2 separate regions of the Homo sapiens genome follow, and region 2 is linked to region 1. Evidence: chromatin contacts called from ENCODE Hi-C or POLR2A ChIA-PET data. All regions are on one chromosome and are shown on one strand. The core of a region is the stretch at or near the end of the contact, and the rest is flanking DNA. Distances in the headings are between cores, read along the strand shown.

Region 1 (3,039 bases), core at 221-2,720:
GTTGTTTAGGGCTGGAAGGATAGGAGGTTGAGGGATAATAGCTAAAGGGTACAAGGTTTCTTCTGGAAGTGATAAAAATATAATAAAATTTATTATGATGATGGTTGCCCAACTTTGTGAATATAAATCCATCAAATTGTACACTTTAAATGGGTAAAATGTATGGTATGTGAATTATAATGCTGAACAAAGGAAGGAAGAAAGAAAGGAAAAGACGGAGGGAAAGGAAGAAAGAGAGATGGAAGGGAAGGAAAGAAGGGGAAGGGAAAGAGGGAGGGAAAGGAAGAAAGAGAGAAGGAAGGGAAGGGAAGAAGGGGTAGGGAAGGGGAAGGAAAAGGAAGGGAAGAGGAGGAGAGGCGAGAGGAGGGAAAGGGGAGGGAGGGGAAGGGAGGGTAACGGAAGGGAAGGGGAGAGGAGGGGAAAGGGAGGGGAAGGGAAGGGAGGGGAAGGGATGGAAAGGGAGGAAAGGGAGGAAAGGGGAAGGAAGTGAAGGGGAGAGGAGGGGAAAGGGAGGGGAAGGGAAGGGAGGGGAAGGGAAGGGAGGGGAAGGGAGGGGAAGGGAGGGAAGGGGAGGAAAGGGGAAGGAAGTGAAGGGGAGGGAAGGGGAGGGAAGTGAAGGGGAGGGAAGGGAAAGGGAAGGGAGGGAAGAGGAAAGAAGGGGAGAGGAGGGGAGGGGAGGGGAAAGGAAATGGGGAAGCAAAGCACCATAGCCCAAAGATAGAAGGAGTGGTATACAGTTGTGTCTGCATGGCCTGAAGTCTCTGAGCCTCTTCAGGATCTTCAGCCTCCTTCCCTCTAGTGTGAGATTCCACCACCCTCCCCCTCCCATAACATACACATACACGCACCAAAACCTTTGTTCCAGGCATCTCAAACAATTTGTATTTCCACCCAAACTCTATGCAGTTCCATTCCTCTGAGCTTTTACACAAACTCTTCTCTCTACCTTGAATGCCTACCCTACCCCATTTCCTACCAAGAGAATTCTCACTCAACTTTCAAGACCCAGTTTAAATGTCACACCCTTCAGGATGTCTATCCCTACCTCCTCAGATAGTTAGGGGGCTCCTCCTCGTCACCTGCAGAAGGCTTTACTGTACAGTATGTCACCATATGAGAAGGTAGAACATCTGTCACAATGCACTTAGGCCTATTTAGATGCATATCATCCCCAACAATACCACAGGCTCATGAAGGACAAATGCTGTATTTTATTCATCTTGGTGTTGAAAAAACTTGGAACTGTGGCTGTCGTATAAAAGATATCTAGTAAATATTTGCCAAATGAACAAATAGCAGACAGGCATCATGCCTCTGTGACACAGGTCATGGAAAGTTAACAGAAATTGTTCCTGTTTGCAGAAATATTTGCAAGTAGAAACATCAATGGTTTCACAAAATGTCTGTGTACCCAAGTTTCTGCCCCAAATCGGAAGCCATTTCAACTTGGCTCCTGCACAGGATGTGACTTCCTGCCCAGAGAGCTCCAAAGGCCCCTCGTGCTGCTTGGGCAGGATCCAAATCTCAACAGAGAATGCAACACGAAAGGCAGAGTATATATGTTACAGAGAGACAAACAGCAGATGTGCAGAGCAAGCCTTGGGGTCATGAGCAAAATAGGAAGACAGCAGTTTGCAGCATGTTTTCTAGGGATGCCAAACTCCGTAGAAACTACTGATCAGAATTGTGTTTGAAGTTAAATATGAGCATTTCCTGATGTCAAGTCTAGAAGTTTCTGTACACAAAACAAGCATCCTGCATGAAAGAGTCTGTCAACCCTAGCTCTGACCAGAAGGGACAAGGAGAGTATGAAGCACAGAAGATGATCCACCAAGCCTGGGAGAAGAGGCTAAGAAGTTGAGGAGTGCCAGTTTCTCCATGAACAGGAACAGGAGCTATTATTTATTTTTGCATATTTTTATGAATTTATGTTGAAGACAATGGGTAGAATTCCTGAATGTAGTTCCTGTCATTTGCAATAAGTCATTTTTTTGGGCCTTGTAAAGTCCAAAAGTAAAGATCTCCTCCAGGTCAGATCAAATATAGATAGAGCCTGTTGACCCCCCTGTGATGGTTAGGGCTTCTCACACTGAAAGCTGTGGGAGCTATAAAGAGAAAAAAGGCATCCCTGACCTTCAGTGTTAATGTGAATTAACCTTACTATACTGCTACTTAAAAATATACCAACATAAATCTGGGTATAAACTCTTCATGCTGACAGCTCTGATATAACTTGAAAAGTAACACAAACTCACAAATTAAATGAAAAACAAACCTTCAAAGGTCAATAAAATTCAAATCAACCACATTAAGCTAATAACACCAGTAATGTTATTTTGTTGAAACTAATTTGCAACACACATACCATGCTGACATTGTTAAGATGTTGGCATTTTTGAGTGTGGCATGCCTATGCTACCCCGTGCTGTGGGATGACTCAATTCTCCCACCACTTTCCTCAGTTTAATTTGGTGCTACACCTCCCTCCATTCATGCCAAGCTTCAAGATGTCACTTGCCCTTCATTGGAGGGAATACAACCATACATGTGAGCACTGAAATTGTACCTGCATACTAGCGATAACTTGGTCACCCCGTTGCTTCAATTATTGCATTAAATATATAATTTTAAGTCATATTTATAAGGTTAAGCTAAAATAAGATTATAAAATTTGCATCGAGATTCTGTGGATCCCAGTTTGAGAAACATGCTGTTAGACCAGCCATCACCCCTGAGAGCATTCCCCTATCTCTTTAACCAGTTTAATCAACGTTTGTGCCAAAGGAAAGAAAAACTCACCCCAGGACAATGCCAGTATTTAAAACACAGAGATAGATACTTTCACAACGGGTTGTCCTCTGTAAGTCATAGATGGAGGGAAGAATTCCCAGGAAGGCGAAGGTCAGAAGAAGACCCAACTCCCTCCTCAATAAGCCCTCCCCAGGGCAACTGATCTTCCTGGCTTGAAACCCCCTCACCTGATCCCGCTCTGGCTGGCCATGTGTGGCTGTGTCTCCAGGAAGTCCAAGCTACCAGTTA
Region 2 (3,039 bases), core at 140-2,639, 54 kb after region 1:
TAACAGGAAAAAAAACAAAAAGCCACCGACACAGAGTCTCAGAAGTGACCATATAGAAGAAGCTGTCTTTATTAGGAAGGATGTCTCATTCAGTTTAGCATTAAAATAATCTGGCATCAGAATCTACATTTGAATAGTTCTCTACCATCTTCTAAATGCCTTTCTGGAGCTTTATTATCTCACTGAGTCCTCCCGATAGCCTTTTGGGGTAAATGTCATTATTTTGCCTATTTTTCAGAAAAAGAAACTGAGGTTTCCGTTGTGTTGAGGTTTTCAGAGTGGTTGAGTCACTTTTCCACAGCCCGTGTGTAGAGGGAGTCTGGATACAGAGATTTTGAAATCTTCTGGTAATAGATAGTACCCTAGAGAGAAATCTCCTTTCCCGTCACCCATCACCACCCCCTTAGAGGGCTGGTGTCTCATTGGTGGCCTCCCCATGGGAGGAGATGATGTGGTACCTCTGTCACCCTATCAATCAGTGCCTGGATGATGTGGTACCTCTGTCACCCTATCAGTGCCTGGAAGAGTACTCCAGTGAATGGAAAATAGTACTCATGCTACAGAAACTCGGCTTCACCCATAGTTTACCTCTACATCTCTCCTGTATATTTTCAGAAACTTACTTGGGGTTTCACAGACAGGATTTACAGTCAAGACCACCTGGGGTAGTCCCTGAAGGAGGAAAGGCTTGTCTGGATTAAAAGTGAGAATGCTCTCAAATCCCACCCTAGTGGCACACCTCATGGCAGGTGGAAGTGAGACAAGCTCTTCTCACCATGGCTTCCCTCCACCACCTCCTTTGTCAGAAGCTAAACAAGCCCTTCCAGCAAACGTTCTGGCTCTCAGAGGTTCTCTGCAGTTCCACAGATATCCTGGGCTGGGATCCAACAGGGGCCTGCTTAGTCATAGCCACAGGAGTCTTGGAACATAGCCCCCTTTTCAAAAAAGAAACCTCCTAAGTCTCCGGGGGGGTCTCAGTTTCCACAGATGCAGCTCAGCCCTTTGCCTTTAGGGTTTCTTTACTGTCCTGTTAAATTGCAAATTCCCCTAGGAGTCTATTTAAAGCTCTTATCAGCCTTTTCACTTTAAGATAAATACAATACATTTCAGTCTTTCCTGAGGGTCTGATGGGAAAATGAGAGGAGTCTGGACTGTGTACCTTCCCTACCAAAAGACAAATGAGTCTGGGAAGGGAGAGTGGAGAGGAGTAAAAGGCAACTGCACCTCCCACATGTTGAGGTTGCATCCTGGCTGCTGTGTGCGGCAGGTCTGCAGAGATATCCAGGAGGATGGCCCAGTCAGGGTTTTTGGTTTGCAAACAACCGAAAACTCACTGAGCTAAACTAAGCAGAAATGGGGCTTGTTAGAAGGCTACTGGCAAGAAGACTAGAGAACAGTTAGTCTGGGAAGCTGGGCACACAGCCAAGAACCCACCAAGGGGATGATCCAATTAGGAGCCAGTTCTGCAGTCACAGGAGGCCCCACGCCTCTGAAAACAGCCCTCCCTGCTGCTGCTGCTGCCTCCAGCCAGGACATAGTGCAGCAGAGAATTACCCCAAAAGAGGAAGGCCCGCGAGTGACAGGCAGCTCCCACCCATCTCACTCCCCACCTACTCCCTGCAAATGTCCCCTGCAGACAAGATACAGAGAGGAATGGCTGCCCTTAGCTCTGTCTAACAGAAGAAGCTTCACTGAATAAACGTTTTGCTCTCCTACCAGATCAGATGGATTCTATTATACAATATCCCAATTCCACTGTAAGACCATAGAGATGGTAGAGATTTTGTATCAGGCCGATTTGAGCTGAAATCCTGTCTAAGCCACTTACTGGCTGTTTGATCTTGGATAAATGATTTAACTAATCAAGCCCTCAGTTTTCTCACCCATTACGTAGGCCGTCCATAAGTAGGTATGTCAAATCTCACAAAGTAGTTTGGAGGTGTTTTTAAGGAAATAGAAATATCAAACAGCTGGCCCAGAGCAGGATTTTAATAAATGTGCTTGGCTTTCTCCTCCTTCTACCAAGTTTCCAAGTCATCATTGGCCCATTATCTCCAACTTGGGGCACAGTGAGCACTGGGCTTGGCAGTGGCAGGCGTGTCTTTGTTGAATGGAGGAAGATATACTGAGCCCACATCTGCATTTCTACAGCAGCAGGAGACTGGTATGTTAGATGTGGACCCAAATAGCACACAGGTAGGCCATATAACAACCTGATACACACATTGCCCGGGAGCCTGTGTGCTCCTGACTAACTCTGCCCATCCCCGCTAGCAGCCCCAACAGCTGAGGCACCCTGGTCCAAGTTCATGGCTCTGCAGAGCTGCCCATATAAAGCTGACCACGGAAAGGAAAAAAAGCAGAAACAAAGAAGAACAATGGACTTTTCCAGTCCAGTATTCATAACCATTTAGACCAAAGATGACATTTATATATTTTTAATTCAGAAAATATATTCTCTTCCCAAAGGAAAGAAATAGGGGGGTGCCTAGAGAAGACAGGAGGTGCCCTTTCACAGTCTCTTTACAGAATTAGAATCTGAGCACAGCACAAGCAAATACAACCTCAAATAAGGCCCCTCAAAGTCCTTCCTAGCTGGAACAAGTTTGGAGGGCAAGCTGTCCAAAACCGTCATCTTATACTTGTCTTAGAGTTGAAAATGTGGTCATTGAACTCCAGTACCAAGTTAGGTGACATATTTACACATCTGCAGTTTTTAACAACCATTCTGGCTTCAAATATTCTGTGTAGTTGCTTCCAAAAACAAATATTTACCCTGGTTATAAATTTGGATTTGGAAAATGCAACCTGGTAAACATGGATCCACTGTGTCTGCCATGGAAGGGGGATCATCAGTCCTGGCTTGAACAGTTGGGCTTGAAAATGACTCTTGTGAAGACTCACAGTGTGTCCTTCAGGAGCTAACAGGATGTGGGCATGAACCACTCACCTTTGAGGACATTGCTTTCTTTGCGGACTCTAAGCTTAGGGCTTTTTTAAAAATACACACTTCATTTATGGAGACATTGGCAGTTATTG

The links. A loop is a pair of places that touch in the nucleus more often than their neighbours do. ChIA-PET counts read pairs that join two places held with the same protein, here RNA polymerase II (POLR2A). Pooled maps may share reads with other maps.
Region 2: a pooled map shows a loop between it and region 1 (2.8-fold over the local background). The contact joins two enhancer-like sites. A Hi-C loop is called at or near these places in 2 of 168 maps with a recorded cell type or tissue (CD14-positive monocyte and astrocyte of the cerebellum) and 1 of 50 pooled maps. POLR2A ChIA-PET finds 5 or more read pairs at or near these places in 1 of 52 experiments (SK-N-SH).

Annotation. Positions count from the first base shown.
Region 1 is chr13:44,276,926-44,279,964 of GRCh38, forward strand. No RefSeq gene overlaps it. Among named protein-coding and RNA genes, the nearest start is that of MIR8079, 82 kb to the left of the region's middle. Within about 2 kb of position 1,471, at least 3 of the 41 ENCODE cell types and tissues checked have a DNase peak (open chromatin) inside an H3K27ac peak, as active enhancers do.
Region 2 is chr13:44,331,227-44,334,265 of GRCh38, forward strand. No RefSeq gene overlaps it. Among named protein-coding and RNA genes, the nearest start is that of SERP2, 41 kb to the right of the region's middle. RefSeq lists an enhancer at 1,547-2,046. Within about 2 kb of position 1,390, at least 16 of the 41 ENCODE cell types and tissues checked have a DNase peak (open chromatin) inside an H3K27ac peak, as active enhancers do.